Regions from separate parts of the Mus musculus genome. Here all the other regions are linked to region 5. A link is a loop called in an ENCODE intact Hi-C map of the cell type or tissue named here. Cell type or tissue: heart. All regions are shown on one strand. Region 1 overlaps Lpp (LIM domain containing preferred translocation partner in lipoma). Region 2 holds the start of Lpp (LIM domain containing preferred translocation partner in lipoma). Region 3 has its middle 46 kb from the start of Lpp. Region 4 overlaps Gm31814 (a long non-coding RNA gene). Region 5 overlaps Gm31527 (a long non-coding RNA gene). Region 6 has its middle 24 kb from the start of Gm32126. Region 7 overlaps Gm38456 (a long non-coding RNA gene).

Evidence for each region. Hi-C counts contacts between places; a loop is a spot of excess contacts. Peaks named below come from ENCODE experiments on the same cell type or tissue, not always from the same donor. Only the 100,000 strongest peaks of a DNase experiment are listed, where the experiment ranks them.
Region 1: it touches region 5 in a loop (4-fold over the local background); 3 of 42 quality-filtered maps call a loop at or near these places.
Region 2: a loop joins it to region 5, with 10 times the contacts of the local background. A loop is called at or near these places in 20 of 42 quality-filtered maps.
Region 3: it touches region 5 in a loop (4-fold over the local background); 13 of 42 quality-filtered maps call a loop at or near these places.
Region 4: a loop joins it to region 5, with 2.8 times the contacts of the local background. A loop is called at or near these places in 5 of 42 quality-filtered maps.
Region 6: it touches region 5 in a loop (2.2-fold over the local background); 8 of 42 quality-filtered maps call a loop at or near these places.
Region 7: it touches region 5 in a loop (3-fold over the local background); 10 of 42 quality-filtered maps call a loop at or near these places.

The regions. Positions count from the first base shown.
Region 1 is chr16:24,432,957-24,436,956 of GRCm38, forward strand. All of the region lies in intron 1 of Lpp (LIM domain containing preferred translocation partner in lipoma), which reads left to right. Among named protein-coding and RNA genes, the nearest start is that of Gm24440, 29 kb to the left of the region's middle. In heart, no CTCF peak of the experiment used is centred here; a DNase peak (open chromatin) is centred at 1,755; H3K4me3 peaks cover 720 bases; H3K27ac peaks cover 3,260 bases.
Region 2 is chr16:24,391,455-24,395,454 of GRCm38, forward strand. It overlaps Lpp (LIM domain containing preferred translocation partner in lipoma), which reads left to right and starts at 1,896. Exons shown (of 13, transcript NM_178665.5): 1 at 1,896-2,150. It overlaps Lppos (LIM domain containing preferred translocation partner in lipoma, opposite strand), which reads right to left and starts at 2,201. Exons shown (of 2, transcript NR_037954.1): 1 at 1,900-2,201; 2 at 1,102-1,653. In heart, no CTCF peak of the experiment used is centred here; DNase peaks (open chromatin) are centred at 1,777, 1,897, 2,187 and 3,137; H3K4me3 peaks cover 3,137 bases; H3K27ac peaks cover 3,383 bases.
Region 3 is chr16:24,345,784-24,349,783 of GRCm38, forward strand. No RefSeq gene overlaps it. Among named protein-coding and RNA genes, the nearest start is that of Lpp, 46 kb to the right of the region's middle. In heart, no CTCF peak of the experiment used is centred here; a DNase peak (open chromatin) is centred at 2,388; H3K4me3 peaks cover 305 bases; H3K27ac peaks cover 1,281 bases.
Region 4 is chr16:24,236,121-24,240,120 of GRCm38, forward strand. The region is part of intron 1 of Gm31814 (a long non-coding RNA gene); the gene reads right to left. Among named protein-coding and RNA genes, the nearest start is that of Gm31814, 25 kb to the right of the region's middle. In heart, no CTCF peak of the experiment used is centred here; a DNase peak (open chromatin) is centred at 2,211; H3K27ac peaks cover 894 bases.
Region 5 is chr16:23,989,689-23,993,688 of GRCm38, forward strand. All of the region lies in intron 1 of Gm31527 (a long non-coding RNA gene), which reads left to right. Among named protein-coding and RNA genes, the nearest start is that of Bcl6, 2.8 kb to the left of the region's middle. In heart, a CTCF peak has its summit at 1,643; DNase peaks (open chromatin) are centred at 313 and 1,673; H3K4me3 peaks cover 690 bases; H3K27ac peaks cover 1,391 bases.
Region 6 is chr16:24,181,422-24,185,421 of GRCm38, forward strand. No RefSeq gene overlaps it. Among named protein-coding and RNA genes, the nearest start is that of Gm32126, 24 kb to the left of the region's middle. In heart, no CTCF peak of the experiment used is centred here; a DNase peak (open chromatin) is centred at 2,080.
Region 7 is chr16:24,280,948-24,284,947 of GRCm38, forward strand. All of the region lies in intron 2 of Gm38456 (a long non-coding RNA gene), which reads right to left. Among named protein-coding and RNA genes, the nearest start is that of Gm38456, 13 kb to the right of the region's middle. In heart, a CTCF peak has its summit at 1,659; DNase peaks (open chromatin) are centred at 804 and 1,534; H3K27ac peaks cover 1,120 bases.

The sequences.
Region 1 (4,000 bases), 440 kb after region 5:
TGGCTGTCCTGGAATTCACTTTGTAGACCAGGCTGGCCTCTAATTCAGAAATCTGCCTGCCTCTGCCTCCCAAGTGCTGGGATTAAAGGTATACGTAAATAAATTTTGTTTTTGTTACTTTGAAATGGTATTTGGGTGTGTTGTAATAAATGGAATACACTAATAAAATTAATTTCTGTTACTTTTCAAAAATGTGACTGGCCAGGAAGTACACAAGATGATCTGTGGTACACACTGTGCCCTGAGGTCAAGGGTAGTCTAAAGAGTCAGGGAGGAGACATGGAGTCTTTGTGGGATGCTGGTCTCTGAGCTCCTCTTTATTTATCTTTACACATGTGTCTATGTTCTTCTTTCTTTTTGTCCGAACCTGTTTCAGTCTGGAGAGAGGTGCTCCACTCCACTGTGTGATGCCAACTCTAGTACTTGCCAGCATAGTTTCTCCTGGCCTTTGTATTATTCTCTCTCTCAGTCTGATGTCCTTAGCTTTTCTTCCAGATTTCCATGCTGGCTTCTGCCCTTCTCACATGCCAGAGGGGTAGGGGCTCCAGAACTTTGTCTTGGGTTGTCTTTGAATCTGTGTTCCTGCCGGGTGCGTGAGGTTTTCTGGTTTGGAACTCGTGAGCTGGAGGCCCACGTATGAATGACGTCACTGCCTCTTGGACATTGCACTTGGAAGTCTTTAAAGAGACTCAGTATGTCACTGTCACTGTGGGAAGCAAGTCACTGCTAGCGGAACACAAGGGGTGGGGGGAGGGGTGGGGGCATGGGATGCAGGATGCCCTGTCTTCAGCTTGTATTGTCAGCTATGGTGGCAGCCACTCCACAACCCTCCCTTCCTGTCGTCCTTTAGGGCCCCTCCCGAGCTCAGCCTTTCTCTTAGCATTCTCAGCTGGCCTTCTTTCCTGGTCCTGCCCTTTTTGATTGTGTTCTCTGTTCCTCACGAGTGGAATTATAGACTCAGGAACATGTTCTGGCCTACCTCTATTTTTCAAAGTCTCTAATTTCTTCACCCAGAGTAAAATTCCAAATGTTTTGCATCTATTAAAGGGGAGAGTCAGCAGGTGGTAGCCGTGTCTTCAGGCATGTACCTGGATTCTCTGTCACCTTCTATGGCTTGACACTTGCATTTTCTCCTCTGAAACATTGCCCCCGTCGCCTGCTCATTCCCTTTGGGACTACGGTCCCCTGTGACCTTTGACCTTACTTATCTCTGCTTCCTCCTTTTTGGGCCTCTGTTGAACTTCACTGCTTTTCCTGGAGGGGAAGGGACATTCTTCTCATTTCTGTATCTTTAGTCATTTGTGCCTGACTAAGTGCTCTAGAGTAAGGGGTGCGGGTGTGGTGGGGTGGAATTTACTCAGGTAGCAGTGTGAATGGGGAGGGTCCTAGAAGAGGTGGTCCTTGCTCGGCTGGGGTGACAGGGTGCAGAGGAGATTCTAGCGGTCTTCTAGTCTACTGTGCTGTGTGCTGTAGGGTACAGAGGTACTGCAGAGGCCTGTCTTTCTGTCAACACTGTCCTTTTTGTAGAAAGCTAAGGATAGTCACCTCAGGGGTCTATTTGGGCAAGTGCCCGCTCTTTGCCTGTGAGCTGGGTTATACAACTCAGGAAGCTTTCTCAGCACACAGCTGGCATTGCAAGCAGCCTTCTCAGTCCTTGCTGTGAGCTGCCTCGGAGGGAAGAAAGCCGAAATGGCTGCTTGCATTTGTCTTTAGTTCTCCTGTGGAGTTGCGCTTTTGGATAGCAGCGAGGTGAACTCAGCAGCCAGAGACAGGAAAGAGCCTAGTGAGTCATTGCAGTCCCTAATGAGGTGCATGAGGGACCCCTTCCTGAGAGTGAGGGTCAGGTGAGGTCGTGCTTTGCCTGGGGTGAGTTTTGCCTTGGGGCTCCGGTTGGCACTGGAACAGAGCTGAGCTAATTTTACCCACAGGAGCTGACTGTGCTGAAAAGCAGGGTTTCTGACATTGGCCTTATCATCTTGCTATGCCCAGAGGTACAGCCCTGGTGTGTCTGGACTGCTTTCCCCTGTTCAAGTGAGATACATTTCCCATTAAATGTGCTTGTGGGGGAGCATGGGAAGTGCATTGGCTTCGGTACAATGCTGGAGAGATGGGCTGGGATCCTGACTCTTTACCTTGTACACCAGGCACCAGGGTTTACAGTTGAATGAGTCTCGGATTGCTCATGCACCGACATACTTGGTGACATGACTAAGTGGTGGCTACTTCGTTTGTATTGGTTCTGTGAGGAAAGTGTCATTTCTGTCCCTGTTCTGCATATAAAGAGACATTCACAGAGAGCTCAGGCCACCAGCGAGACCTGACAGAGCTGGGAATTGAATCTGTGCCAGAGATTCCAGGGTGTACACTCCTAGCCACTGGAGCTTGCAGTCTTGATGCGCTAGGTAGGAGTTTTTGCTTATTTTTTAGCCAGGATTGAGTGTTTCTGACCTGCGTGTCATGTCTGAGGCCTTGAGCTCCATGCTGAGCAGGCAGGCAGTGGAGCTGTGTTGGGGATGAGGTCACACTAGCAAGGAGGAAGTGCTGGGTAGTCAATAGCTGCAGAGATGGCTGCAGTTTCTGGGTAGCTCTCAGTTCATCCTCACAAGCCCTTCAGCAGTTAGCCTTCCTAATCATGCTCAGCCAGCCCTCTTACAGATGAGAGCACAGAGGCCCGCAGAGGCCATAGTCCTCAGTGGACTCACTAGGCAGATGTAGAGTTGAGCAAGGCTCTTGGTCTGTGTCTGTTTATCTTCAATTCCCCCATTAACTCTGCTGTGTCCCCTAGTTGTAGTAACAGATAGAACCTGTACCTTGTTTCCAACCACGCAGTGGAGCCATTTCCATACAAGATCGTCTATGGACTTCATCAGTGTAGGAAGAAATGGTCTGAGCAGGGATGGGTGAAGCTGAAAGAATAGTCAGGGCTGCAAACTTAGGGCATATAACAATCACATATGCTCATGAGTTTTCTGGGTCAAGAATTTAGGCAGGACAAAGAAGGAGGAAGAAATCTGCCTACATGGCCAGAGCTTTTGTTTTACAAGGCCTGTGGTCTTGGCTGGAGGAATTAAAGGTTGGGCACTAGAGACACGCAATGCTGACAGTCACAGGTCAGGATGGCTGGATATGTTCTCCAGGATAGATTTTCTTCGCAGCATGCACTTAGTTTGATGGCCTTAAAAGGAAGGTTGAAGGAAGGAGGAAAGGGACAGGGATATGGGAGGGAGGGAGGGAAGAAGGGAGGGAGAGGCAAATAGAGGGAAGGAAGGAGGGAGGGTGAATCCTGACCAACATGCTGTTGTTAGCCAGTAGTTGTTAGTCAGAGGCTGTGTTTCTCTTCTCCATCGGTTGGAGCAGACTCAAACTCACCCATGTTTCAGGGGAGGGGACTTCAACTCTTGCTGCAGTGGCAAAACTCTGTAAGTGCTGGACATGTTGCTGGGGTCACCGGTCAAAGCACCGTTCATCTTTTGGCCAAGATAAGAGAAAGGAGCAAACATTTCTCAAGTCCTGAGCATGGCGCCGGGTGAGGCTGGATGGTCCAGGAGTGCAGCAAGCAAGCCTAAGAGGTGTGAATCTGGAAAACTGTCCAAGCTAGAACCTTTAAGGAAGAGGTCAATAATTTTGCCATAAGCAGGCTTTGTTTTCTGTGGCTTGGTGTTTACATTGACCATAAGCTTGTTGGGTAACTGACTAGATTATTATACCTGTTACATCAGTTTGAGAGTTCTAGATTTATTGGCTTATTGCAATCAAGTGAGGTATTTTTGCCTGTGCATAGGAAACATCTTAGGACGTAGAGTGAGACACATGAGATACAGAGGAATGGATCAAGGAACCAGCTCTTTCTTTTTTTTCTTCCTGTATCTATTAGAAGTGACACTTGGAGAAGCATTCTGTATAGTTTAAGTGGAAGGAATTAATTCAAAGCACGAGGTGCTAACAAAATGGTTGAAAAGATGAGAAGAGTGGGAGTCAGCAGGTGGTGTCTGCAGCTGTG
Region 2 (4,000 bases), 400 kb after region 5:
CCATGCCTACCTGAGTGATGCATCAGTACTTCAGGAGAAGCGATACAGTGATCTCCCCCAACACAGAGAACAGTTTCAACATAATTAGTAGCATTTCTGGATCAACACAGCACTCTTACAATGTGTATGATTGAGGAAATGAATGACTCTAATTATACCTTATTAAATTTTATTAATCCTCATTAGAACTCTATTATTCTTTATAAGTGGGTTACTGAGAAGGGAGTAAAGGAAGCAAGGGATGCTGGTCAAGTTCTGTTATACCTAAACGAGCAATGGATGACTTCCATTGCAGTAGCACAGAGGGCACGCATTGGCTGAAATGCTTAGGGTAGAGTGAATACACTGATCTCTTAAAAAGCCGGACCCCTGGGAGCCTGTTTCCCGTGGAACGCACAGGTACCCGTGTTCTCTCCTGCTGTAATCCTACTTTTGAGTGTGTGTAGCTGGAAAACTTGGGAGGGCAAAGGGGTTAAGCAGTTTGGCCCCAGAAGTGTTTGAATTTTGAAGACTGCCGGAGAAATGTTCAATACATGTTAAGTACAGGAGTACGTACTTTGACACTTAGTCCGAAAGGTTCATCAAAATATAACCGGAGAAGAGGCACGTTGGAGCGTCCCCACCCCTGAAGTCCCTGGTGTACTTTTTCTGTCTGCATGACTGAGTTAGGCTGTAGAAGGTGAGGGCCCACGGTGGTGGAAGGTGGCTTGAGAGTGGGAAGGTCAGGGGCATGCTCAGACAGCTGTGTTGTGCAGGTCATGTTATGGTATTTTCCTTAGATCCTACCCAACCCAATCAAAGACCAGAATGGGTGGTTGTGTTATTAGCATGGGTTGAAGTTGTTTGGGAGACTGGGGTAAAGCAAAGGATACAGGATAGAAACACCCACACCCCCACCCACACACCCACACCCAAATCTGTGTTTTTGGTTAGTTTGTGACAGTGTCTATGTAAACCTCTCTTGTGCCGGGATGAAAAGCGTTCACTACTGAGGGCCAGAGGGCTTCCAGTGTCTCCTAGCCGGAATCTTAACCTAGTAAAAGGGGTTCTCATCGTTGCTCACTTTTACAAATATCAAACACAAAATATCCAAACCCAACCTTCCAAGAACAGGCTTGTCTTTATTCAAACCAGTTCACCCAGTTCGTGTATTTTCTTTTTTTAAGCTGTAAGAACAGAGCAAGCTTTCTGGTTGGTTTTCCGGCAGGGCAGGGTTGGGAAGCAAAAGTTAAACTCCAAAGGTTCTTGTCTTTGAACAAAGGACAGGAAGTTGCCCTGAAGCACTCGATTGCCATTGTTTCTCAAGGCTTGTCAACCACAACCTTCCAGGAACTGGGGTTAGTCACTTCAGTGGGTCAAGTCATCTGCCTAGCTCTAACTTGGGTCTAAGCTCACAGTTAGAGGCCGGGTCGTGCCTGGAGGCGGAAACCCAGCTAAGAGTAGAATACTGGCTCCTCTCCACGGGGCAGGACTGGGTCAGGTCCCAGCTTCGGAGCTCTCCTGTGCGAAGGGAACTGAAGTTGCTCTCTACCATCCCGGACTTCTGAGTCCTGCTGGAGTCCTGGGCGGGGCTCCGACGAGGCTCTTAGGGTGGGGGGTGGGGTGTTCCATGGCAGGATCTCTTTGCTCAAGCTCAGCTTTCCAATCTGTCGTCTGCAGAACAGACCCGAGTTGTGCCGGTTTCTCGACTTCCTCCTGCATCTCCTTCCTCTTCCTCCAGTGGAGGCAGATCCCTCTTTTCCTTCCTCTTCCCATGCTCCCTGTACCCCCTCCTCCCCCCGCGTCCCCTCCTCCAGGAAGTGCATTGCCCAGGGTCACCCACCTCGAGCCGCCGCTGCCCCCCGCGCCCCCTCCCCGTCCGGCTAGTGCGGCGGCCCGCGGGCACACGCCTCCCCATACCTTACATGGACAAATGCGTGCAGGCAAAGTCAGGAATTCAGGCCCCTGACGTCAGCCTCCAGCGCTCAGGGCACCGCACGGGAGACCGCGGGGAGGGGGTGGGGAGGAAGGAGGGGGAGAGCACCAACCAGCAGCCACTCCCGGCCTGCTGCTGAAGTTTCACTTTTTGTCTGTGGGTTCGCTCCCGGGGCCCGCTCGAGCTTTCCCGGGATAAGTAGCGTTAGCGGCGGGGGAGAGCCGGCCGCTGCAAGGTAAGGGCCGGCAGCGGGGCCGGGCACCGGGGAGGACGCGGGCCGGGCGGAGCGGGCCGCTGCGGGCCGCGGGCCGGGCCGGGACAATGGGAGGGGGAGTGCCCGGCACCTCCTCCTCCGCCCGAGCCTCCGCCTCCAGCCGTCGCGGCCGCCGCTGCCCGGTCCACCTCCTCCCCCAGGTATCGTAGCGAAGGCTTCCTCCCGCAGCCTCGGCCCGCGGGCGCCGCTCGACCCCCCGACCCCCCGGGGGACGGGCCGCTGAGGGTGGTGGGGAGCGCGGGGCGCCCTGCTCCGCCCCGCCCGCCGCGGAAGTGCGGGTCCCCGGCCGGGAAGCGGGGGTGCACGCCGTGGGGGAGGGGCGGATGCGGGAGTCCCCAGCGCGCCCCCGGCCCGGGCCTTTCTGGGTGCCCAGGGGGCGGGGCCGCGCCCGGTGGCTTCGAGCTTTCGTGGAATCCCAGTTGTCACCGCGGAAAGGGCCTAGGGACCCAGTGACTCGGAGTCTTCCCATTTTACAGTCAGGGCAGGCGAGGCAAAGAGAGGCAGGCTTTCCTGGAAGTCATCCCTGGAAGGTGGAGCCAGGTTAAGATCGGTGGCTCCGGACCTCTGCTCCCCTGCTGCCTTTTTAAAATTTTTTAAAAAATTTATTAATTAATTTATCTTTTTGTAAGCGGTTGTGGAGTCTCCACTGCTTTTAAGCACTGTAGGTTACAGAGGCCAAACTTTGCCCTCTGGGAGCGCTCACTGGAACGCAGGAGCCTAACCTGACTCAAAGTAGGAAGGGCCAAATCCTGGAGAGAACGCAAAGATCAGGTTTTTTTATGGGAGTTCGCGGAAGGACTTTTCTTATTTTGGCCTCCATGGCCGGACCCGAAATCCCAGAGGGGCCTGTGATTGACTCCTTTGAAGGATAGGGAGTTTTCTTAAGTAAAAAAGGCGAGGCCTTTCGTGTCAGGGAGGCAGCTGCAGACCAGAGAAGGCTAAATAAGGGTGGGGAGTGGGCGTGGGTGGAATTGTGTTCGTGGCTTGGGGTGGGAGTATGACAGGAGACCGTGTCAGTGGAGTTGTGGCTTGGGTACTTGGACAGGGCAGTGTAAACTGTTTCTGGCCTTCTTTCTCTTTAGGAAGGGGGTCCACTGCTTCCCCTCCCCCACAAGGAAGGCCTGGCAAGAGCTCTCCGCGGATCCTTTCTGGGACTCTCCTGTTTCTATACACTCCCTTTGCAAACTTGCCTCTGCAGTAAAACTTTTTCTCAAAGATGTTAGTGACTTAATGGTTCACTGTTTTCACTATTCCCGGCACAAGCGAGTTTTCAGACAAGCTTTAGGGGAAGAGGGAAAGTGTACAGGGCTACTGTAGAGTGTGTCAACCTCTCCCAGCGGGACCCTTTCTCAGTTTTACAAACAGGAAGTAGACCCCGGTCCACAGAAGTTGAATTGCTAGCCCCATATTCACTGCTGGATTGAGGTGGGGTGGGGGATGTTGGTGCAGAAACCCAGTAAGAATCTTGCTTTCCCAGGAGTCTCCTGGTGTCCTTGCCAATGCCAAGGGGCACTTAAAGAGGAAACTGTGTATCTTGTATGTAATCTTTGGAAGGTAGCCTGTGGAATCCAGAATACAATCTATTGAGGATTAGCTATGTGAAGGGTAGGGGGACACACCCGGGTCCTGAGCTTGGGCAATGCCTTGTCTTGCCTATCTTGAACTCCCTCCTTCCTCTCTTTCCCAACACCACCTCCTGCAATTCCTTGTATGCAGCTCTGGCCTTGGAGTTGGGCATAGGCAGTGGGAGAGGAAGCCAAGTTCCTGACTTGGTTATTAGGCCTAGGACTGAGTAGCACCCTTTGTGGAGG
Region 3 (4,000 bases), 360 kb after region 5:
TCAGAGAGTCTTCACTCAACAACTGATGTCACCAACTAGGCCATTCGAGCCCAGATCAGCTGTTCTGCTCTACAGCAATCTCAGACAAATTGAGGCTGTCACTAACCAGGAGAACCAATGGGATTATGTATATGGACATATGCTCTGAGCTCACTGGAAGGCAGTAGCTATATAAACACATGTGTGTGTTTGTATTTGACTTTGTTTCTTTATGACCTAGTCGAGGTGGAGAACCATTTGGGGACTAGTTAGAAACAGCATGTGCTAACTGCTACGCCTGCCTCTTCCTGAGTCTTCTAATCAAGGTGCTCGGGGAGAATAAATCCCTTTCACTCTCTAAGAAGAAGTCTGCTCAGTCACGCATATTCCAGAACCCAGGGTCTCAGCCCTGTGCTGTGGGTCTGCACTAAGAGTCGGGGAGTACGTACAACCTGTAGTGAGGCAGAGCTTCAATAAAATAAAAAAGATGGGTCTCACTGACCACTTTTATTTTATTTAAAACTACAACAAAATATTTTCATAAAAGTACTACCTAACACTGTGATGGTTTATGTATGCTTGGCCCGGGGAGTGGCACTATCAGAAGGTGGGGCCTTGTTGGAGTAGGTGTGTCACTGTGGGCATGGGCTTTAATACCCTAGTCCTAGCCGCCTGGAAAAGAGTCTCCTACTGACCTCCAGATGAAGATGTAGAACGCTCAGCTTCTCCTGCACCATGCCTGCCTGGGTGCTGCCATGCTCCTGCCTTGATGATAATGGACTGAACTTCTGAACCTGTAAGCCAGTCCCAGTTAAATGTTGTTCTTTATAAGAGTTGCCATGGCCATGGTGTCTGCTCACAGCAGTAAAACCCTAAGACAAACACCAATTCCAAGCATCCAAATTGACAGACTGGGAGCCACCGTACCTCTCTGGCCTTTCGCCCCTGCCCACCTGGAAGCATCTCCACCTTTAGCCTTACCTGCATGAACCTTTGTAACTTGAAATAGTTCACGGTTCTATACCATGAGACTCCCCTGTTAGGTTTACAAAGAGTTAAGCAGGGTTCCTGGCTGGCAGGGGTTGGGGGTTGGGAGGGTGCTTCTGAGGCTGGGGAAGGGGAGAGCAGGAAAACTGTTGGGACTGACAGTTCTAAGAGGATAACTTCACCATCTAACCACTTATGTCCAAAGAGGAAACTGAGGCCCGTTTGTTAAGATACAAACTTTGTAACTTTTTGACCCAGGAAGTTTTGAGAGTGATAATAAGGAAATGATTATAGAGTGCTTTGAGCTTTTCAGAGACAAGTAGTATTTAAAATACAAGGTATTATTACCTCCATAGAGTTTTTCTTTTGACTACCACTGTGCTTGAAAATGTGGGCAGAACACCGTTATTTTTCAAAACTCAGGTATTTCAAAAAAAAAAAAAATCCACGTGCACAATACCTACCCTCAGCCCTATAAACTAAGGCTCAGCTCTCTTGTCACTCGATAATTTAAACGTTCAAAGAGATCTGGTATTAGCTTTATCAGCTAACTTGGCCGCATTCCACGGGAGACATTTACCCTCTCCAACTCACACTTCGATCCTGCAATATGAAGGAAGGACTGCTTGATCAACCGTGAAAACAGTATTACATTTGAGGTCGTACATACAAGTACCAAACATCGCTCACTACAGGTATAAGGGAGGAACATGTCTTTCAAAGACCCTAAATAAATCAGGGCAGCCCAGGGCCAGCTGGTTCCTTGACAGAGGACCCATTGCTGAATCTTAGAACGCAGTCTCGTGAGAGGATTCCACGTGTACTCCATGACTGAGCTGCCTGTGTCTTGAAAGATTCCAAAACTGACAGTTCAAGTCCCGGTTTCATGTGTGTAGTCCGTTCCCCGAGGAGGCCCTGGAGTGTCCCCCTCTGCTTGCTTCATTGGCCTACAACAAGAGTCATACTAATGGGATGCAGAAAGGCGCGTGTATCCTTACAGGGGTGGCACTGAGGGTGCAGGCTCTGAAAAGAATCAGACGCTGGTTCACACCCCAGGGCTCTATGGCTGGAAACAGGTTGCTTGTCTGCTCTGAATCTTTGGTTCCTCATTAAAGATGGGAGGAGGCTATTAATAGCTTTTTTTTTTCTTTCCTGGGGTTGTTTTGAGAATTTAAAGCAAGCACTGAGACCAGGACACAGGAAAGACTCGATTCGCGTTAGCGCTTATTAAAAAGCAGTAACAGTCCATGTACCCCGGGGCTTACTGTTATTTCTTCGGAGTTCTGCTTTCAGTGCACAGTGGAACTAAAGATAACCATGCAGCTATTGTCTCTGACCCGCCTGGGTGCTCTTACTAGAACGAAAGGAAAAAGGAAATACACGGTGGCCCAGAATGGGGCTCCAGAGAAATCCAAAATGAGCTGCGGTCTAAAAGCGACTTCTTCTCTCCAAGCCTATTTTTAGCCAGCTGTGAACTTCTCTAATACGCAAAGAGTGATGCTGGGCTCCCTGAATAGCTCCGCTGACGAGCTCCTGCCTGCTTCTGCTACTATGGGAATTTATGGAGCTCTGGTCTCACACTTCATTAAAGAAATATACGGTGGTGCAGAGACAGGAGGCCAGACACCTATAACTCTTGTCTCAATCTCACAGTGATAAATCTTAGTAGTGCCTCATTTGTGGAGGAAAAAGGAGTAACCAAAGAGATGCTATCTACAGCCCCTTTGTGGCTGGCTTGACTTGGCTTGCTTTTTCTTCTTTTCTTTGCTCTAGATCTTTTTTGTTTTGTTTTCTTTTTTTTTTAAGAGTTGTTTATAATAGATAACTTTGTTAAGAGGTTATCAAAACAAGAGGTCTAAGTCAAAAGTACTCTCAAACCTGTAAGATACAAGTTTATAACAAAGACCTAGATCACTAATGCTAAGGAATTGTTTTTCACATACAACGTTGTTCATGATGGCCAAGAGGATCAATAGGTTCACTGTAACTGTGTTGGGTCAAAACTCTCTAGATTTATTTAATGGCAGTTGGGTTCTGGTGACTCCATTGCCAACCCTCACACACAGTCTGGTGCTGAGGGTGGGATGGAAGGAAAATATGGCACCTGTGCCACAAAACAAATACTTCTAAGAATCCCTGCATCTGTTTCCTGTTTTTACCATCTTAGCTAGAATTAGGTCCAGTGGCCACCCACGGTGGGAAGATGACTTGAACAAAAGACTTGGAAAGGTCAGACTTCCAAAGTGTACCTGTCATGGTCCTGATTAATAACTGCTAAAGAACCAAAAGAAAGCTGGGTATGGTGACCCAGGCATTCACTCCCAACACTTGAAGGAGTCCCAAGTTAGCTGAGCTATATATAGTGAGGCCCCGTCTGAAAAACAAAACCAAGCAAGCAAAATAAGGAAAAGAGAGAGGTTAAAGAATAGATAAACAGTGTTGGGGCTGTAGTCCAACAGTAGGGTACTTGCCGAGCACACCCAAGGCCCTGATTGAATTCCAAGCACCCCAAAACAAAGGACAACAGCAAAAGCTGGCTAAGGGACCATCAGCAAATGACATACCTAATGACAAGCAGACCTGCCCAGTGATTCAACCATCATTTCTTTTCTGATCCCTTCTCCATGTAACACAGGTCCCTACCCCTTCCTGCTCACTGACTAGTCCTGTGGTACAGCTTCCCAACTGTCTTGACTTCCTGCTCACTCGTCCACTCCTTGACTATTATTAAGCCGAATGGTCAAACATATGCTTCATTCATTACTCTCCTCTCTGCCCAGCACAGTGCCTGGAATATATTGATTAATCTATAAGTAACTTATCTTTATCAAATCAATATACTGTCTTTTTTATTATTAGATATTTTCTTTATTTACATTTCAAATGATACCCTCTTTCCTAGTTTCCCCTCCAGAAATCTCCTATCCCCTGCCCTCAGATCAATATACTTTCAAAAAACAAAATTGATTTATTTTCTACCATTTGGGTTTCTCTACCTAGAAACCTAGCACCAGAGTGACAGCATGCCAGAATG
Region 4 (4,000 bases), 250 kb after region 5:
CATTGGACCTATGGAATAGCTCCCCCATCTCCCTGTACCTGCCTTTTGTGTGCTCACCAGTGAGTGTATTTTAAAGTTGCCTTGGTTTATGACTTTATTTGTGCTTAACAACAACAAAACAAAAAACAAAAACAATAAAACAAACCCTGTGAAATTACTTTTACATTGGAACATGAAATTCGGGCAACTGAAATCTGTGTTCCTGGCCTATGGTCATTCAAAATGGATATGAAATAAACTATCTCGTATTTCTTTAAGATGAGAGCTATAGTTTTCATGTGAACAGTGGGAAGAGGGATGGGTCTTCTTATGAGGACACTTTCTCGTGGGTCTTGAGGTCTGATGTTCTCTGCTGTCGTGGAACCCTGCTTGTCATAGAGTTCATGAGTCTCCTCTGAGAAGCCTTTGTTCCTGTCTGTACTTGTAATATCCAGGGAAATACCTGCCAATTAAACCTTAAACCTGTGTCCATCCCGCACCCCCACCCCCACCTCCCACTGGTTCCACAAATCCCACCAATTCCCATCTCTTTACAACTGTAACTGCTGTGGAATGCTAAACGTTTCTCCCCACCCAGCTCCTCCCACAAACCCTGCCTGGACATGTTATCCCCAAACCTGGCACATGAGCAGCTTTCTCATGGGGAAGGTTTTATGAGCATCTCCACAGGAATAATAACAGAAAACCAAGACATAGGAAGGGAGAAAGGTTTCAGGAGTCTCTCCAGCTGTATCCTTGCTCACATCTCTGACTCACACTGCACTGTCGTATGCAGTCTCCCTAACCTTCCTCCCCATTCTCTTCCCCTTCTTTCGGGGCAATGACTCCTGCCATCAGGTACCCTATTGTGCTGAAACAATGCTAGATATGGAGAGTCACACTCCCAGAGACCCTCCATAGCTTGCAAGCCGCCTGCCATGTTGGTCTCTTGCTTTACTGGTGGCAGACCCTCTGTGTGATCTAGGAACTGAGGTGACTACCTTCCTATCCCCTCTCCACTCTTCAGCTCTTGGCTCATGACCAGACTCTTCCTCCTACTGTGACACAGGAATGTCCAAGCACCTTAGACTGGACTTTCAGGTGACTCCTTACTATAGGCCAAAGTCCAGGCGTGAGCTGTGTCCGGTCCAGATGAAAGTGTGCCATTCTTCCAGGACTGGCTTTCTATTTCTTGCTTTACCTTCCCAATGGTCTCTTCATGCCTTTGCTCCCAGCCTTCCAAAGTCCAAGTGCACATATTAAACTTCCTTCATTTCTCTTCCTATCTGTCTAACTAGAGGTAACTTCAGAGTAGTTAAATTCCTCCATTACTGAATGTCTGCTTTCTAATCCATGTAACAGCCAAAGAGACATGATTTTATAACACTTACCGTTTTAAACTTTGGTTAACTCACACAGGCCTTTATTATCAGATGGCTTTCTCTTCATCTAAATCAGCCATCTCCTGCAGCAGGAGGAGATCAGATAACAGAACACAGCAGACCTCAGAAAGGGCTGCCCAGTGCTGATTGCTCGGTGCCGAGCTTAAGAAGTCCCTGTATTCATCAGCTGGCTAGCAGATTAATTTTTTTTATTTTATACACATGTGATAATAATGTAACTTGAACATCTGTTGTGTTTAGATACAGTAACTACATGACCATTTTCAATGAGGCCTCTCAGGAAAAAAAGAAAAGATCTTAGCTTGCCACTGACTGTCTTGTAATACTGGCTGGCTCAATCCATGTCTGTTTGGCTTCATGGTGAGTAAAGCCACTGACTGACCTTCTTCTGTGTGCAACTCAAGAAACATAAGTTAAGTAGGACTACAAGAGTTGGCTAAGGGAGCTCAAAAATCTCCGTCAAAGTAACTGGGGCTACTTAGGAGGAATCAGGTAGCTGCTGGAGCTGGTAAGTGTACGCAAATGCTCACATATTTGGAAACACCCCTACTAAAAGGAATAGTAATAAATAGAAGGAAGCAGAGCGGGCCTCATATAGCAGAACAGCTGTGCAGAGCTCAAGGGGAGGTAGGATTTCAGTGGGCCAACACGGGCTCAGGGGCCAGTTCAGGCAGGGAACATGAGGAGCCATGGCACAGAGTGGGAAATACAAGGTGCCCAGGGAGAGCTGGGCATGCTCATTGGTGGCTTCAGCTGGTGGAGCAAGCAGGAAGCAAGGGAGATGGGCTGGAAAGGTATTGTAAGGTCAGAGCAGAAAGGCCCAGAGAGGCATGGTGAGGAGCTGGGCCAGGGAAAGTGATCTCACTGGCTAAGCTTGAGGGGGCCTGCCCCTCCTCAGACGGCCTGGGTGCAGGCCCAGAGCAGGACATGTGGCAGCAACTGGCAGGGAGGGTGCTGGCAGCTCCACCAAGCTTGTTTCTTCACCAGGAAACAAGGTTTCCTGTAACTTAGACCCATGAATCAGCATTTCCTCTGTCAATAATACACAGCAAGAGACGCACCAGCACGGAGCTTGAGGGGAATGGAAGAAAGCAAGGAATATTCCATGACATAGCTGGCCTCTGCTCCCGTTCCCTCCTGATACGCTCGCAAATAGCACTCACATTGCCTAAGATCCTTTTCTTAGCTCAGTCCCCCCGTGAAGACTAAGTTGCACACAACACCTGCCTCTCTTATCCCATTAGATGTTTCCATCATCATTGGAAGCCACTCGTCCAGTCCTTTACTGGTGTGCAACAGTGAACCACGCATGGGTGACTTGCCTTGGAGTCGACTCCATGTTGAAGTGCTATCGAATTAACCCAATAATTCCACAAGGTCCACAGGGAGCGTGCAAGCTACTTCACTAGTAGAGACACGGAGGAGAAATGCTGGCCTGTCAGCTGTTTACAAGAAGCCAGACCTGATCTGGTGCCTCAAACACAGTACAGGGGACACAGAATCTAGAGCAGTGAGGCTATCTATAAAACACTTAATACCTTTATCGCAAGTATAGTTAGTGATGGCGATTGAACTGATAAAATATTTAATGAACTTAATTTCTAGTAGTAAAATAGTACGCGTACATATTTTGTCGATCACTAGAAAGAATCATATCTGCTCTCTTACTCCATTTATCATGCCAGACTCTGTCCTAAATAGACAAATAGCCCTGCCCTCCATAAAGCTTATGTTCTGGTTTCCTACCGTGCAGACAATGAACAAGAGGAGAGTAAGCTGCAGGGTTACACGTGTGTAGATCAGCAGAGAGCAGAGAGAAGAAGAGGAGTGTGCAGCATCTTTACACGGCCTGTAGAGGGACGGTGCCTTTGAAAACGTGTTTGTTAAAGCAAGCTCCCGAAAGTCAAAGAAGACGTGTGGCCATGTGGGGCAATGGGAGTCAGCACCAGAAACACTATGCAGGTGGCCTGAGACAGTACCCATTGGAATGTCCAAAAAAAGAAAAAAATGTCAAGAAATCAAGAATGACCAGCATGGAGAGAGAACGGGGGAAGGTTAAGGAGGCAGAGCAGAGTGGGAGTCGTGAGTCAACTTAGAGAAGTGCTATCACCTACTTAAATTTAAATAATGAAAGATGAAATAAGTCAAGAACAGCAGATGGAAAACAACCACCACAAAAATATAGGAAGGACACTTAGAATTGGCAAAGAAGACAGGAAAAGGAAAGGCAAGGGTGGTATGGAAAGAAAGAAGAAATGCAGTAGCTGCCTTCCACTCTCTGACCCCCTAGTCCAGATTTGCAACTCTGTTGCGGGCTGCAAACCCTGGAACCCATTGCCCCAGCCCCTTCTTGCAGGAACGGTATAGGATAAGGCCTGCAGAGGGCTTCCTCTTGACTGAGGTCATTGCCCATGCAGGTTCATTGCCCATGTAGGCCCCAGGACTCTGCAAACATCCTTGCAGGGGCTTCAGGCCAAAAGTAAAACCAACTCACCTGACCCCCATCCCAGATTTTCCAGGAACATCTTTATCTTCGGAGGACAACCCATTGCAAGCAGCAGGCAAGAGACCCTAAGAGGAGCAGGGACTAACTATGTCAGCTCCATCTTACAAAGGCT
Region 5 (4,000 bases):
GGTTTGTTTCTTTCCAGGACAGCGAGTGGTGGGTTTACTCTGTTACTGTTGACTCTCAGGAAATTTCTTGATGCTAGAAATGTGTGTGTGGGTACGTGTAATGTTTGCCTGTTACAACATTCTGTGAAGCCAAATACATGTTTGTATTTTGCTATTTTCTTAAGGTCTTGAACATTCCCCCCACCCTTTTTTTTAAACCCCCACTGGGTTCGTTTCAAGGTCGTCGGGAGAAAGGAAAAAAAATCTCTTCAGTATGTGTTGAAGGGATCAGCCTGAGGGAATTCTAAAGGCCTGGCTGCCAGGATCACAGATACTGCGCGTATTGAGTACAGGCTGTGCTACACTAGGCGCACTGCTCGCAGCCGGGTCCTCTAGGCTTTGGAGCAGAGCTGAGGGGAGGAGAGGAGCGGAATCTTTCTTTCCCTTCTTTCTTCCTTTATTTTAAAAGGTGAATACAGGGCAGACTCCTTTCACGGTGGGCCCTGGGTTATGTGTTCATAGCTGCAGTTTCCTTATTTAAATGTTGGTCGGGGTTTTTGCCCTCCTACTCATCCCTGGATGAGTGAGACTCTTGTTTCTTTTATGTCTGTCTCTTGCAAGAAGGGTGTGAGCTAAATAATATTCAGATTCCTTAAGAACTAGAATGAACTCAAAGTGTTTGGAGCAAAAGACTCTTTCAAAGGTCAGGCTGTTCTGGGCTTTAGCTGTGAAAGTCCTTCAAGTGGCTCGTTAAATCACAGAGGGGTTTTCAAGCATTCGCAAAATATCTCCACATATTAATTTCTAATGAATACTTGTGGACCACAACCCTAAACGTGGGCTTAAAAATAGAGATGCAAGCAGAGTTCTGGAAGACTGCTGGCTTGTGGGGTACAGAGGACTGGTCCTATGAGAAGTTTTTGCTGTGCTGTTGTTGGAGTACCACCACTTCAAAAGATGATGTCACAGGTTTTAGAACTGGGGGAGTCGAGGAAGGAGCTGGTTGTTTTCTGTGAGGGTTGGAACTTAGAAAATCCGTTGTCTGTCCCTGAGAAATCTGAATGCTTTAATACGTATTGGCAGATGGATTACTGCAGTCTCGGTGGAAAAGCCTGTCTTGTGAAGGATTTTTGAGGAATACACATAGGCCTAATCCTATCACTGTTGGGAAAATGAACATTTTACTTCCAAAGACACGGTGACTTTGTCAAATTGATCCACACTGCCCGGAAGCAGGGTGGCTGCTTTGGGTTTTTGTGTCTTAGAGTCCCCTTCCCTCTCATTTTAGAGTATTAAGTTAATCCCACTGGACCAAAATGACACCCTAATTTTGCTGAAGTGAATTTCTTTGTGTAGCTAGCTGTCTGATTACTACCTTTTCTGAGCATTAAGTACTTCAAATTTCTTAGATGCAATTTAGCTTTGGAACGCAGGTGTATGGTTTTGTTGTATTGTTGTCTTCATAAATAGAATTACTTTTATGGTGATTTTGGTTATTTTTCTTCTCAGAGTGACCTTGTGTCTTATCCCTTGACTCCCACCACCAAGTCTTCAAAACACACACACACACAAACACACACAGAGTTAGAGAGAGAGGGAGAGAGAGACAGAGAGAGACTGTCGGTCTTGTGTTCCCTTTGCTATTCCACTTTTATCCCCATGGGGGCGCTGCAGAGCAAAGGGAAATGTGCTCCCTCGGGCGGTAGAGCCAGCCAGAGTGGGGGCTGGGAAGGAATTTACCCTTCTCATACCTCAAACCCTTTGATTCTCTGAAAAGTTTCTCAGAGCAACAGCTCACCAGCCCTGCTTTATTAACCCAGCACTAGGACCTCTTATCCTTCCTGGGACCATGTGCCAGAGTTTGTGTTACTGTGGTGGGATTTTTGTTGTTGTGTTTTGATTTTTTCCCCCTTCTCTCTCTCTCTTCCCACCCCACCCCCCAAGTCAAAGTGTGTATGTTGGAAGAAAATAACCAAAACGGAAGGAGGCACCTGCTTTTAGATGAGCCTCTTTTCTCTCAACTGAATGGATGTTGAAGAAAATTATGCGCTCACCTTTCAGTTTCTTCGGTTCCAGAGAAAGTGACTTAATAGAGTTTTATACCAATGCAATCTCTTCCTGCATGTCCTTTCTTCTCTCTTTATGGGTCTTACCTCATCACTTCTAGCTATGTAAGGCCCTTGAATTCTACAGTGCTATTATTATTGGGATAAAGAAATGACCGGAATATATTCAGAGTCCTTTAAATCATCCTTAAGGAGCCCACAGGAGTGATCCCATGCCCTGGGGTTTTATGAATTATTTCTGCAGACTTGAGAAAAACGTGGATCAGCTAATGCCATGAGTTAATGATTCCTGGTTGCTAATACTCAGGATCGGGGACTCGGCCAACTTCCTTGCCCCGTGGACTGAGCTTAGGAAAGATCCTTGATCACGGCTGCTGGGTAAATATAAGCTCTATTACAAAATAAAATAACTCGGTACTAATATTACATTGTTGAAGGGATGGAACACAATTCACACCCAAGACCGTTCCCACAATTCAGCACTGTAGATTCTAGAACGAGGAGCCTTACTGATTGATAATCACCCCTCCAGGCTCTGTCTTCGCAAAGACTAGACTGTCCCTCGTGAGCCAACCTAGAGTCACAGCTCAAAACGAATCCATGTGATTTGATGCCCGTGGTCAATTCTGAAGATCGGGCTGACCTGACAATCTGGCCTTCAGGGGTGTGTATCCTGTGCTTGCAGAATGGAGGACAGCAAGGCTGCATGAGGCCCTGTGTAAACAGTAGCTGGTTCTGAGAACTGACTCCAGGCTATGCTTATAGGAGCTGGGGCCATTTGGATTTGTGAAGAATTTGTGTGGCTATATGAAGGGTCTGAGCTGTAAACATTGACAGTTCTATTGAAAAGCATACCTCTTTATTCTCTTTCAAGACCTTCCTTTGGAAGGGCTCTACACAAGCCAGACATATATGTGAAAGCTGGAGGAAAAGGATTGGTTGTCCAAGGTCTTCCTTGGCTTCATGGTGATTTGAAGGCCACCTGGGCTACATTAGACTTCATCTTTGAAAAACAAAGAAACAACATTCTATAAAAACTCTCTGTATATTATCCCCAGCCACAGGATAGGTTAGTGGATTTTCTGATAGATTGAGGGACGAGCAGGAAACGGAGAAAAAAAATACTGAAACACTGGTACAGGGGGGCAGACCTGAGCCTACTGGCAGCTGTGCTGTCACCTCCTGAGGAGGAGATCTCATTTCAGTTTCTCCTCTTGCTCAAAGCAGGCTCATTCGTCCATTCCTCTTCTTTGTCGTCGTCGTCGTTTTCTTCTTCTTCTTCTTCTTCTTCTTCTTCTTCTTCTTCTTCTTCTTCTTCTTCTTCTTCTTCTTCTTCTTCTTCTTCTTCTTCTTCTCTCCTCCTCCTCCTTCTCCCTCCTTCCTTTCCTCCTCCCTCCCTCCTTCTCCACTTTCTCCTTCTCCTTTCTCTTCCTCCCTCCTCCTCCTCTTCCTCCTCTTCCTCTTCTTCACCACCATCATCATCTGCCCCTCTTTAGCAAACCTTTCCAGCCTGGCTTACAGGCTTTTTTCACCACAGTACCAATTGCCCATGCTCTGCTCATTAATTTAAATGGCAATGACTATCTGGGTTTTAAAATAGAGAAGTGTCAGGATGGGAACACGCAATCATTTGGCTTTTTGCGTTCCAGCACTGTTTTGAATAGCAGGGTTTTCACTTCCTATGAAACCTTAGCAGGAGGAAAAGCGGAAACTAAACCATAAAGTGAGAGGGATGAGGGGAGGGAGGGACTTGAGTATTTGTAAACTCAGGGTGGCTGGCCCTGCCTACCAGGCTGCTCTCTACCACCGGAGGCTAGGAGTGGAAAAACTTGATTTACGTGTTGTGCCTGCCTTTTTTTTTTCTTCTTCTTCTTCTTCTTCTTCTTCGTCTCCACACCACCTTCTGTACACCTGACTCTGCATAAGCCTATCTGAAGCTGGCTTGGTGGCAGGGA
Region 6 (4,000 bases), 190 kb after region 5:
CCAGGTAGTCTTCTTCAGATTTCAGTTCCAATAAAAGAACTCAGTGATTCATTTGCTGCAGCCTTTCTGAGCTTTTGGGTCTGGGGAACCAAGAATGGCTGAGGAAAGGTACAGTCCACAGGAATCCAAAGCACAGGAGGGTACGCTCTGACAATGGTGGGGGGGGGGGTTGGAGAAGTGTCTCATGCTGCAAGACTGGCTGACAGGAAGCTCTCAGGACACCTGTGCAGTTGCACCAGAGTAGGTTGTGTCTTTGGTGCTCAAAGCAAGGGGAAGAGGCAGCTGTTAAGCCCTGGGCTGCTACATTCCTTACCTCAAGTCCCTATCGTCTGTCAATATTCCAGACTCTGAGCCCACACTCACCTAACTCCACAGGTCAGCTTCCTGTCCTTTTTCCGAAGTCCTCAAGCCCCGTTGGCTTTAACTCCCCAAGCCCCTTCATTCAACCCAAATTATAGGGTTATTCTTTCCTCCCCATGAAGAGTATCTCATCTGTATCCCTCCATCAAAATCCAGCCTGACCCTTTCCTTTCTGGTGGTTCAGAGAAAGTTACTTAACCTCCTCGGGGCCTCACTTTCTTCATTTACAAAATGGGGTTATCTCAGAGGATGAAGAGGAAGCAAGATAAATACCAATCATAGAGCACAGTATCTCCAGTGCAGGATGCTCCCAATTCTGCGCCCCCCCCCCCCCAGGGCTGAGGTTACATGTGTGGAACACTGTGCCTTGCTTTTTTATGTGGCTGCGAGGGATCCAAACTTGGAGCCTTGTGATTGTATAGTAGGCAGTTCATCAGCAGAGTCATCTCCCTAGCTCTGTGTTTCTTTTGAAGGCTTGTTTTTGTTTCTTGGTTTGCTTGGTTATTTTATGTCTTGTGACCATTCCGATATTCAGCAGGAAATTTCAGTGACTTTTTTTACTTATCCTGATTTTCTCTCCTTGTGTAAGGACTGCAGCAGCCCAATTTCTGGATCCTTCACCCCATCTAAGGGCTTGGGCACTCCCACACATTTTACATTATTTAGAGGTTTCTCTGGACGCTGGAATGAAAGCTTAGAGCAGTGGTTCTCAACCTTCCCAATGCTTTGACCTTTTAATGCAGTTTCTCATGTCATGGTGACCCCCAACCATAAAATTGTTTTTGTTTCTACTTCATAACTATGAGTTTGCTACTGTTATGAATCACAGTGGAAATGTCTAATGTTCGACCCCTGTGGCGTCTCGACCCACAGGTTGAGAACCACTGACTTAGAGGAATTTAGTAACAACAGTGACTTCTGTGGAGGACTTGGAGGAGAGGAGGTCCCCCTTCAGAGATGGCATAGATAGAGCAACTTGCTATAGAGCATCTCTGCCTCCTTGGATACCCAAGGGACCAAGTAGTCAATTTAGTGAACTTGACCCTCATGTCCCAACACACAAAAGCCAGAGCTAGTGTTCTTTTTGACCAGGAAGTTTAAGGGTTCAAGTTCAAGAGAGAAAGTACATTTATCACTGAGAGTCTGGTTGGAGATGGGGGAAGAGCATATCAGATATTTACTTTCTAAGAATGGATGGAAATGATCAGTGTTTGTAATCTGAGGAAATTCTCCTTCAAGTAAACCGAACTCCATAGCATGGGAGGCATAAACTCGGGTGAGTTCTAGATTTCTTATTCATTTGACCTACATACAGTTGTCTCTGCCCAAGACAAACATTTTTGAAAATTCCTAGGTTGCCATCATTGCCAGAGCTTAGAGTCCAGTCATAGAACTCTGTTACTCTGGGGTCTGAGTCAGTTCACAGTCACTATCCCACTGCATTCCAGTCTGAAAAGACACACGCTAAAAGGGGTCTGGATCTGAAAGAAGCCCCAGGCATCATCTAGCCTGCTTCAACACTAGCCCAGAAAGGAAGGGTCACCCCAGCAGACAGTGACAGAACCAGGCCTGGAATGCAGCTCTTTGGCTCTGAGTCTATGCACTTTCCACTCCCCCTAAATGGCCCCAATGGCTGTCAATCCAAGGACATAACCCTTGGAGAAAAGAGGTTGTGAAATGCTTCCACTTGAAGCCCAGGGCTGGCTGCAGGCCCGGGTGCTTCTCTATCAGCCTCCCAACCTAGTCTGAACTCAGATCCCAACCTGCTGGGATTGGATTAACCCTCCTCCTCCATAAGAGCCAGCCCTGCCTTGCCCGTCATCCTTAGAACACTTGCCACTCACACTTACCCACAGCACCACTGAGCCAGAGCCTTTGCAGCCTGGCTGGTCATTGTCTCTCATAACTGCTTACCAACTCTGAAAAACTCTAGCCCAGATGTTTGCTGACATCCCAAGCTGAAGAGCCAGGTTTTTAGTTTCTCCTATTCCCTTGAAGAAGTTACTAGAGATCTTTAAGGATTTGGGTTCTCTGACTCTAGATCATCAGTTCTGTGTGCCCCAGACTGGTGATTGCTCCCACTTGAAGGCAGGTGACACTGGAAAGTACTGGGAAAGAAAAGGGAAGATGATATTTGGCCTCCACCAATCTTCCCTCCACCCATTCCCAGGGCTCCTACAGCTTTCCTCTCACCCACCTGGCTATTTCATTATCTCTTGGGTTTGTTCTATAGCTTTATAGTTTAAAATTCTTTAACATTTCTCATTGAAAGTGATATTCAACACTTCACTGGGGGATAGATGGGACAGATTTTTAAAGTAGAGAAGAGGCGATTATATGTATTTATATTTATATCTGGATGTATATCAACAAAGGTTACACAGAAAGCAGTATAATAGGGGGTGGCATCAGGTAAAGGCACTTGCCACCATGAAAGGACTGACTCCTACAAGCTGTCCACTGTCCTGTACAAGCGCAGGAAGGCACATGTACGTATACACACACACACACACACACACACACACACACACACACACACACACACAAGCACATTCATCAGTTAATTTAAAACTTTTAAAGACAGCAGTATAGTCCAACTGACTCCATGCTCAGAGCCCCTGTGATCTTTTTTTTATTATCCATCTTGCATGTCTAATTAAATAAAAAGCTTTCTATAATACTATTGTTCTCAGATGACTTGTCCATTCACAGACGCTCGGCAACTCCTAAACACCCAACAGTTAAAACTGCAGCCATTCATTTGGAGTCTCCTTGCATTCATTTACAATGGTGGCTTTGAAATGTCCTCCTGACATTATTTGTACTGCTTCAGCCTTTAGGGGTTGTTTGAACCCCCACAACATGCATTTAAGCCTCTGGAGTATTGCCCTGGGTTTACACCTCAACACATTACAAAATGCTTTCTCCTGGAAAAAAAAAACAAAAACAAAAACATTTCTGGATTCACCCTGGCTCATAGTGATTCTTCCTCCTGACATTCCAATGCTTGAATCTGCCACAACACTCACTCTCTGGACCTTCAGTGCAAAGGAACATCAGGAAGGCATGCAAACTGCCTCCGCAGGCTGGTCTGGTTTGCTTTCATCAACTGGACACCAAGTAGAGTCACCCAGAAAGAGGGACTCTCACTTGAGATTTCCTTCCATCAGACTGACCTGTGGGTATATACCCGTGAGACATGTTCTTGATTAATGATGACTATGAGATGACTTGGTACACTGTGGGAGGTGCCATACCGGGATACATGGTCCTGAGTTGTGTAAGAAAGCAGGTTTAAACCACACTAAATCCTAGTGCTGAGAAGGGGAAGTAGATGCAGAGCCCCGCCCCTAAGAAGTTATTTGGGATTGATTGTCAGCTTCTGGGAAAGAGAAAGTCCATTTTCTCCAATGGAGTGTCACTGGATCTACCAACCACAGCCCAGGGCAGGTCCCATGCCCAGGAATAGTGTACTAACACTAAACAAACTCCTTGTTTGTGGGTTGGTTTTTTCATATCTTTTAGTGGCTTTGTTTTGATCATTGGGAAATTTGTTTCTTTGTTGTTGTTGTTGGTGGTGGTGGTGGCTTTTTTCTTTAAAGAGAGAAAGAAAGAACATAAAGTTAGGTAAATAGGGTGA
Region 7 (4,000 bases), 290 kb after region 5:
ATCCTGTGGGCAAGCTTATGGGACATTTTCTTGGTTGATGATGAATGTGGGAAGGGCCCAGCTCACTGTGGTGGTAACCCTGGAGCTGGTGGTCCCAAGTCTATAAGAATATAGGTTTCACAAACTATGGGAAGCAAGCAGCATTCCTCCAAGGATTAGCTCCTGCCTCTAGGTTCCTGCCTCAAGTTCTTGCCCTGACTTCCTTGAGTGATAAACTCTGATCTAGAAGTATGAGATAAAGTAAATCCTTTCTCCCCAAATTGACTTTGGTCAATGGTGTTTTAAAACAGCAACAGAAACCCTGACTAAGACTTTAGTGTGGTCAAGAGGACTTTTCCACTTCAAAACCCTGTGTTTTCACTAGGGTTTGAAGTCTTATCGGTGTGTCTCCTGTATGCTTCTCATAGCTTTGCTCTGTACACAATGACTGGCACTCTGGGTGAGGGGAAGAGGGGTGATCTTTAGATACTAGACAGTCTTCTTGAAGGCCAGAGAGCATGGTCACAGACGCACATGCTGGCTGTTGGCTGTGGTGCCCTAATAAGGAGGCTGGGAAGGGAATCGGAGCATTAGGAAGAGAGTGGGATATTTCAAAGTCTCTTAGCTCCAGGATTTCATGGGTCTCTGCCTGTCTGAACGATCAAAGCAAAAGGCCACATTAAACATCTTTTCTGCTTCAACACCCCTGGCAAGTTCAATATCAAGTTGAGTGAGGTCTTCTTGGGCTTCCCTTGCCTGGCTGCAGAAAAGGCCTCTTTCCAGGGGCTGAGTAATGCTTACTGTTGTTTCCCAACAAGAGTCAGTTCTGTGTCTGGGGAGTCTGTGTTTTTCCTCTATACACTTCTGACTCTCGAAGGCCCACCGGCCTGCCTGGCCCAGGTGAGGCAGCTGAGGAAAATCACCTTCTCCTGTGGGTTCCAAAGCCTCCTGCTTTCCTGTGGGAGATGGAAAAAGGTAGATTCACTCGGGGCATAAGGCTCCATCCTGCCGCATCTCAGCCTCCTGCCCTTCTGCACCAGACTAAGCCAGGTGCTAATTCTTGTGTTCACAGAGAGACAAGGTGCTGGAGAGGCCAGCAGGTCAACGAGGGATCCCTTTACTTGTGCATCCATCAGGGAAAAGATAGAGTTTGATTTCAATCCGTTTTCTGGGTAATTCAGTGTCAAAAAGCAAGGAGGCCAGGGACCTTGCCAAGTCTTTGTTTTGTTTGTTTGTTTTATTCCTCTTTCCTCCAATCAGCGCTGGGCACTAAGGAGTGGGTGGGTATGGGGAATAGGGGCTGCAGCTCCCCAGGCTGAGAGGGAATGCTGAGCCTGCAGAAGTGGCCCATTGAGAGCTTTGGAGGGTGGCACCCCCAGCCTCCCGCCACAAGGGCAGCTCTGTCCTGAAAGCCTAGGGCTCTATCCCAGTCCCACTGGCTGAGAAGGAACAACATTTCCTTATAAGGCCCCTGCTGCCTTGCCAAGGCTGGACGGCTCCAAGAGACTGTAGCTTTCCATTCTCCTCCATCGGCTCCAGTGCAGGCCTTGAATGTAGCCCTTGTTGTTAGGCCCCTCCTCTGCTTCACAGCCCCCACCCCACCCACTTCCACTCTCTGCCAGAGCCAGCCCCACTGGCTCAGGAAAAACAGCTTGGAGGCCTCTCCCACGCAAGGAAGGCGGTGGCTCAGGCCTGCTGGAGGCAGCACAGGGTAGCAAAAAACAGCTTCTATGCTGAGCTCCCGACTGCCCTGGGGTTACCTTACATACAAGCGTGACTTTAGCAAAGGTCCTGACTTCTAGAGCCTACTTCCTCTCCTGGAAAATGAGTATCGAATGGCCTAGGGTCTTTTTTTTTTTTTGCACTGTATTCGAAACCAGTTAGCTCACAGCCTGGACATCACGACTTGATAAACTTGACGTTTATTACCCAAAAGACCTGATTCCTCCACAGCCTCTATCCTCTTAGGTTTGTGCTTCCGGTGCGTGATTTATCCACTTACGCGTCAGAGTGGCCTCTACTCCATGGAGGTTTCTCTCTCCTCCTCATGGGGGACAGGGGTGGGTCCTTTCGCTTTGTCTTCCCAATATTTGCAGGTACCCCCTTGCAGTTTTTCATAGTACTTCATTAAAGGCCCGTATCTGAATGCCCAACATACCAAAAGACACAGTGGTTGTGCAAATATTTTGTAAAATATTACGTTTTGTGCACCAGTGGGCAGCATCATGAAGGACACTTTCATATAACATGATGTGCTGGGATGCTCTCACCTCAGATTCTCACGACCTTTGTCCCATCTCACCAGTTCCGTATTCTGAAATGTAGAGTGACTGCAAACTCCAGGGAAAGGGCAACCTGTATCTCTTGAAGGCTGGAAGGCACCTAGCCCCTCATTTACACCGTGGAGCCCAAGGTTGTCATATGATAGCACAGCATATCGATAAAGGGTTTCTAAGTTGCCTGCCCCACTTCTGTATACACACACTAGGTTACCACAGCACTCACAGAAAAAAACAAGAAGATCTAGTTAGTGGCTTTAGAAGTTTCGGCACACTAATTAATGCCATCACAAATTTGTCATTTAAGAACATTGAACACCCTCCCCCTTTGGAAAAGTGCTTTACTCATGGGTCAGCTACAGTTTGAGACCTTCTCTGGGGTTCCTGACCCTGCATCCATTCTGCATCTATGATAATGGATGAACCTACATATCTTGTCAAGAGATGGATTCTTACTGCTCAGGGATGCTGTGAGTTCCAAATAAGGAACTTCAGTTTAACAGTACAAATCTTTCTAAAATAGGATTCTGCAAGTCACAGGTCAGTGATTTGCAAGCACTGCACAGTTAGCTGCTGTGCACAGCCCATTCTTACTCTTCACATCCCAGAAACTATTTTAAAGGCAAAAGTCTTCTCTCCTGATAAAATACCCTATCCTTCATCCATACACTCATTACATGGTGGTGGTGTTTGTAGAATAGTCTCTGGTTGATCATGAACTATATTCTAATACCACTATCCACAGAGCCAAGGGAAGATAAATCTACCGTGGGTTCTAACATCAGAATGTAGTTGCTTGAATGTCAAGAAGACATTTCTTATGGGGACTGTGCACTGGAAATGCCTCAAAGCAGACTGCAGGAAATAAGAGATATAGGGGATGCTAAGCAAGGAAATGTAAGACTAAGCTTTAGTCTCATTACTGATGCTTAGGTGGGGAGCCTAAACCAAGTCAATCATCTGAAAGGAACTTGTTTTCTCAGCTGGATAAGGTTAATGACGATACCTCCATCATTTACCTCCAAAGGTAGTGAGTTAAGTCAACGCTGGTCCTGGCTAAGGAAGTGCAAACAAGACCTAATTACATTAATAGATGGTGTGGCTCCCTCTGGGCTTGTTCTCTTGACTACAGAAAAAAAAAAAAACACGAAATGCTTTCTTCTCTAGGTTCCGGTAATGTTCACACCCCATCTCTGTCATAGCCACTGGCACTAAGCCATTACTGATAACTTTCCAGGAAATCAAGAAGGATGGGGGTGAGGACTGGCTCCTGCTGAGGAATTACTTCATGGGAGAGAAGAGAAGAGAAGAGAAGAGAAGAGAAGAGAAGAGGAGAGGAGAGGAGAGGAGAGGAGAGGAGAGGAGAGGAGAGGAGAGGAGAGGAGAGGAGAGGAGAGGAGAGGAGAGGAGAGGAGAGGAGAGGAGAGGAGAGGAGAGGAGAAGAGAAGGGAACCATCCTCTCACTATGGTCCCCTCTCCTTCCTTCCCAGGTACAAAGACAAGGACTTTGGCAGCTGGTCGGGTTCTGAGTGGATTGGGAAGTCATTTCTCTTCTATGGACCATCATTTCTCAAAAAGTAAAGTAAAGATAAAAAATAAAAACCAAAATAATAAAATGAAGAATCCAGACAAAACAATATTTCCATTTAGGACAACTGAGTAATCTATTGTCATTGCAGAAACACCCTTGTGAACACAAAATTATATTATTAGTAATCACACCAAAATGGTTCTCTCTAGGG